Linked DNA regions of Homo sapiens: all the other regions are linked to region 2. Evidence: chromatin loops called from intact Hi-C (ENCODE). Cell type or tissue: heart left ventricle. All regions are shown on one strand.

Region 1 (2,500 bases), 300 kb after region 2:
CTGAGATGGGGAAGATGGGAGTTGAGTTGCCTGGGAAAGGATTGGACACCAGCTTGGACACGATCTGCTTGACATGTCTGGGAGACCCCAAAGGGAGATGTCAAGTGGATGGCCGGATATATGGGTCCAGAGTTTGGAGGAGAGGTCATGGCTGAAGAGACAAATTTGGAAGTCATTGGCATAAGGATATTTCAATCCATGGGAACTGATGAGGTCACCCAGGGAGAAGAAGGGTTGAAAGAGAAAAAAACCAAGGAACCCTCAAATCCCATGGGACCAGAAGCCCCAGGCGATCAGGGATCATAATGTTTCACGCATCGCTGCACTCCAGCCCCAGAGGAGCGGCCCCCTCAACAGGCACCCACCAAATCCTTGCTGACTGCAGGAGCGATGATGTCTGGGGGACTCCAGGGGACCAGCAAGTGGGGCAGCAGGAAAAGCGGGCAGTGGAGAACTGGAGATGCTGGGAGAAGAGAGTACTAGGAGGACGGAGTGGCCTCCTGCAGGGGAGGGGAGCATGGGACTTAGGATGAGGGCTGGGGTGGCTGGGGGGGACAGTCTCTGATGGAACCACCTGCATAGGTTTGTGGGCTAAGGCCAAGAAGTCCTTGGGGAGTGGGGAGGGGCAGGGTATGATCACAAGGGGGAAGCAGCAGAATGAGACCTGAGACGGGGCAGATATTTGACACACTGGGAGACTGAGGCCTGGGGAGGGGACATGGCTGCCCAGGCCACACCGCCAGTGACAGTAGCTGAGACTGGTACCTGGGCAGCTGAGGCCAAAGTGCAGAGGCTCAACCTCCGCAGGACATCTGCAGAGCCGTGAGGATCTGCCGCGACTTTCAGGAGTTTTCTTTCTTTTTCTCTATTTGTGGAATTAAAATTAAATGCTCAAATCAGCTAGGGAAGCTGGAGCGCTGGTCCCAACCCCGACAGGACCCACGCCTCCCCATGCCCAGCCCCACCCCGGCCCAGGCAGGCCACTCTGGATTTCCAGGGCCCGACCCTTCCCTGCTCTGGCTGGCTCCGACTTCCAGGCCCCAGGCCCTGGGGAGGGAGGGCTCCAGACTGAATTCCTAAGGCCGGATGGTGCAGGGTGGGAAGACCCACCTCCTGGGAGGTTGCTGGTTCATGAATTCGAAGGATCCTCCTTTGAATTTTCAAGAGGTGACACCTGAGACCTGCGAGAAAAAGAGCAAAGCTGCCACTGCCTGGGAAACCCAAGGCCAGACAAAGGCAAAGGCAGGAGGCTGGTCAGGGCCCAGGAGTGGGGCGAAGCTGGGGGGCTTCAGGAAGAGTGGGCAGGCCAGGCCCACGTGCTCTCAGCTATCCTGGAGGCCCAAACTCATGGGCCCCCAGGGCCCAAATGCACCCTTCACAGCACTCCCTAGAGAAAGGGGCAGGAAGGAAGGGGCAGGCCCTACTCCAAAAGTCGGGACCTAGAGCCTGCTGGTTCCCTCCAGGTTCAGTGCAGGGCTCCCAGCATTGAACTGAGGAGGGGACCACACCTCATCCAGGGGAACAGATGAGGTCACCCAGGGAGAAGAAGGGTAGAGAGAAAAGAGAAGAAACCAAGGAACCCCCAAATCCCAAGGACCGGTGCTGGGAGCCCCACATTGAACTTGCTGGGGAGGCTTACAAGTAGGTGCCATAGAAGACCAGAGACCTACCCAGGCAGGGGTCTGCATCCTGTGACCATGCCCTCACCTGGGACCTCAAGGGGGATGTGGGCATCGGACTGCCCCAGGCACTTGGACTGCTGCTGTGTGACCATGGGAGGCTCACAGCCCTCTCTGAGCCTGGGCATCCAGGAGCAAAGTCCCTTGGAGTGAGTGATCAGCACCTAGCGAGGACACGCTTCCTTAAAGAGTTGCCCATATCCTTACCCTGGGCCAGATGTTAGGAATTTGAGCTGCCGGCACAGGTCAGGGGCCAGCTCGGGGCAGGCACGGGGTGGGAGGGTCCACCCAGGAGCAAACTGCATTCTTGTAGGTTTTTTTTTTTTTTAACGGTCTGCCCTCTTGTCCTTCCCCTTTTGTGTTTGTCCCTTTCTTCTTCTGCCACCCTCTTCTGAGGCTTTTGGTATCTTCAAATTAGTTGAATGCTGGGACGACAACGGGTTTGGAAACACACAAGTCAACTCTAATTTGATCCTCCACATTTGGAGGAAGAGACAAGACTTTTGTCCCCCCGGGGCAGTGCCTCCGCCACCGCAGTGACGTTTCAGAAGTCTTCCAACAGCTCAGATTCTCTGGCAGTCCCTCTTTGCATAATCCACCGGAATCTGCCAGACAAAAGCCACTTGGGAGTGAATTTGGGATATAGGCAACATGGAGGAAGGTGTTCTGTTGAGACAGATGTTCTCAGGATATCCACAGCCTCAGATCACACCAAGAAGAGCAGGAGCTCATGTTTGGGCTCTGAACCCAAACCAGCAGCGACTTGAACCAGAACGTGGGGCTGGGATTCCCCCAGGTGTGGGCTTGTGTGGGCTTCTGGG
Region 2 (2,500 bases):
TTGCTTGAACCCTGGGAGGTTCAAGGCCGCAGTGAGCTGAGATTGTGCTGCTGCACTCCAGCCTGGATGACAGAGTAAGACCCTGTCTCAATAATAATAATAATAATAATAAAATAATTTTTTTAAATGGAAGAAGGAATCTAAGTGTTCCTTCAAGGTGATGAACCTTGCCATTCCTGGGTGGGGGCCTTGATGGCGTGATGAGAGTGGGTGTGGGGGTTTGCTAGGTAGGTGGAATCTGCATGTGCAGGGAGGCGGGCCAGGGAAAGAGATGGAGCACTGGAATCAGAATCTTACGTTCCAGTCCTGGCTCTGCCATGTCTGGCTGTGTGGCCTTGAGAGGGAACATGACTTCCATAAGCCTCAGCGGCCGCCTCTGTTAACTCAGGCTCCCCACTGTAGAGGATGCTCCCAGGGAGTCGGGGAGGAAGTGCTATCCGATCCCAGGAAATGCAGCTTGCAGAAGCCCAGGAAATGCAGCTTGCAGAAGCTCAGGAAATGCAGCTTGCAGAAGCCCAGGAAATGCAGCTTGCAGAAGCCCAGGAAATGCAGCTTGCAGAAGCCCAGGAAATGCAGCTTGCAGAAGCTCAGTGGGGGGCCTCGAGGGCTGGCCGGTTCTACTGCCTGCTCAGGGATCGGGGCACCTCATAAATAAGGATATCTGTCTTCTGGAGTTTTCCATCCATGTTTCAAAAGAGCCGAGCCCTCCTTCCTTCAGAGGGTGTCCTCCCCAGCATTGTGTTCCCCTGTGACCGTGTTTCGATGTATTTTATCTATTCCTGACTTTGGAGGCCTGGTGATGTCAGAGGCCTGTTGGCTTGTGGTCCCTGCCGGCTCTTGTCCTGGAGGTCCTCTTAGCATCGTGCTGGTCCTAAACAGAGGCTCAGAAGGCTGTCCCCAACCTCTGCTGTCCCGGAGCCCCTTCCCTCTGGGTGTCTGTGCATCTAGGCCAGGCCTTGCTCGAGGAGGGTGCAGGCAGCCTGGCAGGGGAGCCTCTAGGCATGAGCTGGCCAAGGTCCCTGGCACTGTCCGAGCTGCCCAGGGGTGGCCCGGAAAGGTTCCCAGACTGCGATATCTCGATGGGCCACCGTGTCTTAGCATGGGCCGCCTGGTTTTCCACAGAAGATGTCTGGCCAATCCTAGAGCCACCAAATTTCCAGGCAGTGGGCTGTCCCATGTTCCCAAGAACAACCCTGGGCTGGCTGCCACACGGCTACTAGCTGTGTGTCAGGCCTACGTAGATGTACTTTGCATACACTATCTCCATTAGAGACTGGGGTGTAGATAGGATTGCAATCCACAATTCCCAGATGAGGAAACTGAGGCACAGAGAAGCTGGTAGGTGGCCCAGCCATGATGGGAAGCTAGGGTGGGAAGCGCTGAGGGAGCAGCTCTCCTCCTCAGGTATTCAGACCTGCCTAATGGTGCAAATGCCTCAGCCACATTCCTGCCTCTAGGTGGGGCATCTTGCACGTGTGTTCCCGAGGGCTTTGCCTGCTGGCTGGGAATTCCTGGGCTAAAGAGCTGAGCACTTGCATTTTCTGACTCCCATAACTGTTGGTCAGAACCGAGGTGGGGTGTAGAGGTCCTGAAGCCAGCCCAGAAAGGTCTGGTTTCTGACCCACCCACCAGCTGTTGCCTTTCCCTGCAGACCGGGAAACGCGGTGTGGACTCTCACTGCTTCTCCGGCTTGGAAACGGCGTTCCTGTCTTTGCCTTCTCCCTGGGGCTGGAATCCCTCCTGGACAGGCCTAAGGCATGTCATGGGTCCCCCTCCCTCCCTGCTGTAACCCCAGAGCCCCCATGGGGAACCCGCAGCTTCCATCATCCTCAGGGGCCCAGTGTCCCAGGAGGGGACTGTGGAGAGGTGTTTGTACTCCTGGGTGTGTCTGGGCTGCCACTTGCCCAGGGTCTGGGAGGTGACCTTGTGCCAGATGGGGCTGGAAGCTCCCTGAGGGTAGGGGCGGGGCTTACCCTGGTGCACCTGTGTTGCACGTGGCCTCGGATCTCGTTCCTGTCATGTCTTGGGGTCTTTTCTATTCCCAAGGTTGTCGTAGGAAGGCGTTTGCTGACAAATGAGACCTGGCTCCCTCCAGATTCTGATTCTGTCCCTCTCTTCGTGAGCCTGGATGGGTCGGGCCCCCTGAAGCCTCATGCTTTCCTCCGGAAAACGGGAGGAGGAGGCTGGCTTGCTGATCCCCAAGGTCTCTCTCAGGACAGCCTTAGTGGTTTGGGGGGTGATGCTGCAGTCAGGCCTGGGTGGAAGTCCCAACTCCATTCCAGCCTCCCTGGGTGGCACTGGGTGACCTGGCACCTCCAGACCTCCGTTTACTCATCTGTAAAATGGAGAGAACCCAGGGCCCCCTGGGTACCTGACCACAGGGAATGCAGCTCCTTGGTTGTTCAGCACCATTTCTGCCACGTAAAGAGTGTTGCTCCTCTTCCTTCAATGTCATTACTTTCAATGATGAGGAGAGTGAAGTGATTTTTTTTTTTTTTGG
Region 3 (2,500 bases), 310 kb after region 2:
CAGCCAAGCCTCAGATTGACACAATTGCACCAGAACCCTGAACAGTCTGGGGGAAAGAAAAAATCCCCTGCTCCTCCTCCCTCGGGGGGAGGCGGCCCCCGCAAGGTAGGCGGTGGCTGCAGGCAGCTGAGGCTGCGCCATTCATGGCTGCAGGACCGAGGCCCCACGCGGAGCGGAGACCAGGCGGCCACAGCCGCTGATTGGGCGTCGCGGCCGGGGGTTCAGCCAATCGGCTGTTTGGGAAGCGGGGCCATTCATGAAAGCGCAGCGGAGAGGAAGCGCGGGGGCGGGGAGCCCGGGTTATCACCGCGCCCCGCCAGCCCCATCACGGCCGCCGTGCCTTCTGCCGGGCCATGCTGCGGCTCGAGCGGCGCTGGCTCCTCGCAGGGAAGACCCCGGCCAGAGGCTGCGGAAGAGGCCAGGCTTTCTGGAAGCGCCTCCCAGGCAGGGCCTGGCAGCCGAACGCCGCTTGCTTCGGTCAACTGTGGCCATGAAGTCATTTTTTTCCCCTGCTGATTGAAATCATCTGTTTTCAGTTCCCTGACAAATTCATTGAGTTCCCTCTGAGGCTGGGGCCCCTCGGCTGCTGAGTCTCAGTCTGTAGCTGCGGCCCAGACCCACACAATTTCATCTTCTTGGATTTACATGGTCTCCGGTTTCCAGAGCCCCAGTGAAAGACGCATTTGTGTGGGAGATGTGGGGTTGGGTTTAGCAGCCCTGGTCCTGGGGAGAATGCTTCTAAGATGGCTATCTGCTGGGCTCTGGGCCCCAAACCCTGGCCCTCGGGTCTGTAAGGTTCCTGGGGCCCCAGATGACGGCATGGCCAAGAACGGCGCAGAATCCTCCACATCAGCTCTCTGAAAAGGGAAATGGCCCAGTGGAATGCTGGCCTCTCCCTGCAGGATGAGCACTCATTTCCTCTTGGGATCTAGCAAGTAGCTTAAAAATACACTCATGCAAAGGGCCCACATAGAGCTATACCTGTGGGGAGGGGAGGGGTCTGCTTTTGCATGTACCTCAGGGAGGTGTGGGGTGGCAGCCTGCTGACAAGGGCCCCGACCCCACCGCCTTGCCTGTGTCCTCCTCTATAAAATGGGCGTAGGAGCACCTAGCCCTTGGTCATGCACGCGCCCAGGAAAATCACAAACGCAGGGGCCCAGCATAGTGCCTGATACGCGGCGAGAGTTTAGTCACCGACGTCGGTTGTTGGTGGTGACGTGAGCAGTGACATAGAGGACAAAAGCGATGCTCAATTCCATTTCCGGGCGCGACACAGCTCCGGCAGGGGGCGCTGGGCTCTGGAGCCCTGGGGACCCCTGCTTCTCACACCACCGTCACCCCCAGCCACATACCTGAGCCACTGGGAGCATGAGCACCAGGGAACTTTTTCTCAATGGAAAGATTTCTTCACAGCAAGTGTTTCGCAAGCCTCTCTGAGGCTGTCAGTAATGAGTCCTTACTTCTTGACTTCCAAGTGTGTTACATAAGCCTAAGAGGTTGGTCAAAACACAACACACACACACACACACACACACACACACAAATGTGGCTGGAGAGAGTGGACGGGCAGGCTCTGCAGCTGTTCAAACTTTCTCGGCCACCTTCCCAGGCCATGAGGACTCCCCACTCATGGGCCTGTCGGAACCGTGCTGGGGAATGTGAGGTATGAGATCCGGGAGAGGAGAGCCCAGTAAGCCAGGGCTGCGGGGGAGACGGAGGGCGGGGCCCGGACACGGGCTTTTCCCAGCGGCCAGCACCCCTCCCGCAGGACCTCGGGTTCCACCCCAGCAGCCTCTGTTTGGTGGGGGGCAGAGAAGGGTGCCCCTGCCTGTGGGCCCCTCACGTTGGCTCTGCAGCACCCACGCAGGAAGAGGGTGCACACAGAGGGACGCGGACACCAAGGCCTGGGGTTGGACAAAATTGTTGCCCGCCACAGCTGGTCCCTCCACAGGCCACATAAGCCAGGGAGTTGGGGGCTGCCCGGCACAAATAGAGGAAGCAGACAGAGGAGCTGGGCGGCCTGGGGCAGCCGGATCCTACCACTCCTCATTTCTGCTCTGGGCTGGACCGGCTTCCCTTTTCTTCTGTTGTTTTAAACGGTTGGTGTTGGGATAGAAAGGCCCATGGGTCTCCTTCTGCCTCTGCGTCCTGGCTTCCACAATGCAGACAAAACTTAAAAATTCTCAGGGGCTTCTCATTTTAGCGTGGGTGGCAGAGGCCTGGAGAAGCCCGAGGTCACTTCAGACCGGCCACCTCCTTGGACCTTCCCTTCCTGACATAAAATGATGACTGTAATGGAGGCTCTGCACTCAGCCCGTGGAGACAGGCCAGAAGCGCTTTGCTACAGTACTAATATAGCGCACGTTTTGCTCATGAGACGGCACTCAGAAGTTCTCGGCATGATTAGAAAGTGTATCGGTCAGAATGCGCTAGGCCATGCTATGGCAACAAACAGGCCCCCAGATCTCAATGGCTGCCAGCAGGATCAGCAAATGGTTTC

The links. A loop is a pair of places that touch in the nucleus more often than their neighbours do. Peaks named below come from ENCODE experiments on the same cell type or tissue, not always from the same donor. Only the 100,000 strongest peaks of a DNase experiment are listed, where the experiment ranks them.
Region 1: a loop joins it to region 2, with 2.4 times the contacts of the local background. A loop is called at or near these places in 16 of 110 quality-filtered maps.
Region 3: a loop joins it to region 2, with 2.1 times the contacts of the local background. A loop is called at or near these places in 14 of 110 quality-filtered maps.

The regions. Positions count from the first base shown.
Region 1 is chr11:69,433,564-69,436,063 of GRCh38, forward strand. LINC02952 (long intergenic non-protein coding RNA 2952) reads right to left here. Exons shown (of 2, transcript NR_186235.1): 2 at 1,994-2,500. Among named protein-coding and RNA genes, the nearest start is that of LINC02953, 9.2 kb to the left of the region's middle. RefSeq lists an enhancer at 1,000-1,829. In heart left ventricle, no CTCF peak of the experiment used is centred here; no DNase peak of the experiment used is centred here.
Region 2 is chr11:69,130,285-69,132,784 of GRCh38, forward strand. No RefSeq gene overlaps it. Among named protein-coding and RNA genes, the nearest start is that of SMIM38, 24 kb to the right of the region's middle. In heart left ventricle, a CTCF peak has its summit at 1,438; a DNase peak (open chromatin) is centred at 1,477; H3K27ac peaks cover 1,064 bases.
Region 3 is chr11:69,443,300-69,445,799 of GRCh38, forward strand. It overlaps LINC02952 (long intergenic non-protein coding RNA 2952), which reads right to left and starts at 1,667. Exons shown (of 2, transcript NR_186235.1): 1 at 1,353-1,667. LOC124902703 (a long non-coding RNA gene) reads left to right here and starts at 1,524. Exons shown (of 2, transcript XR_007062759.1): 1 at 1,524-1,663. RefSeq lists a silencer at 271-360. In heart left ventricle, a CTCF peak has its summit at 1,282 (motif pointing right); DNase peaks (open chromatin) are centred at 222, 1,212, 1,842 and 1,882; H3K4me3 peaks cover 1,858 bases; H3K27ac peaks cover 2,058 bases.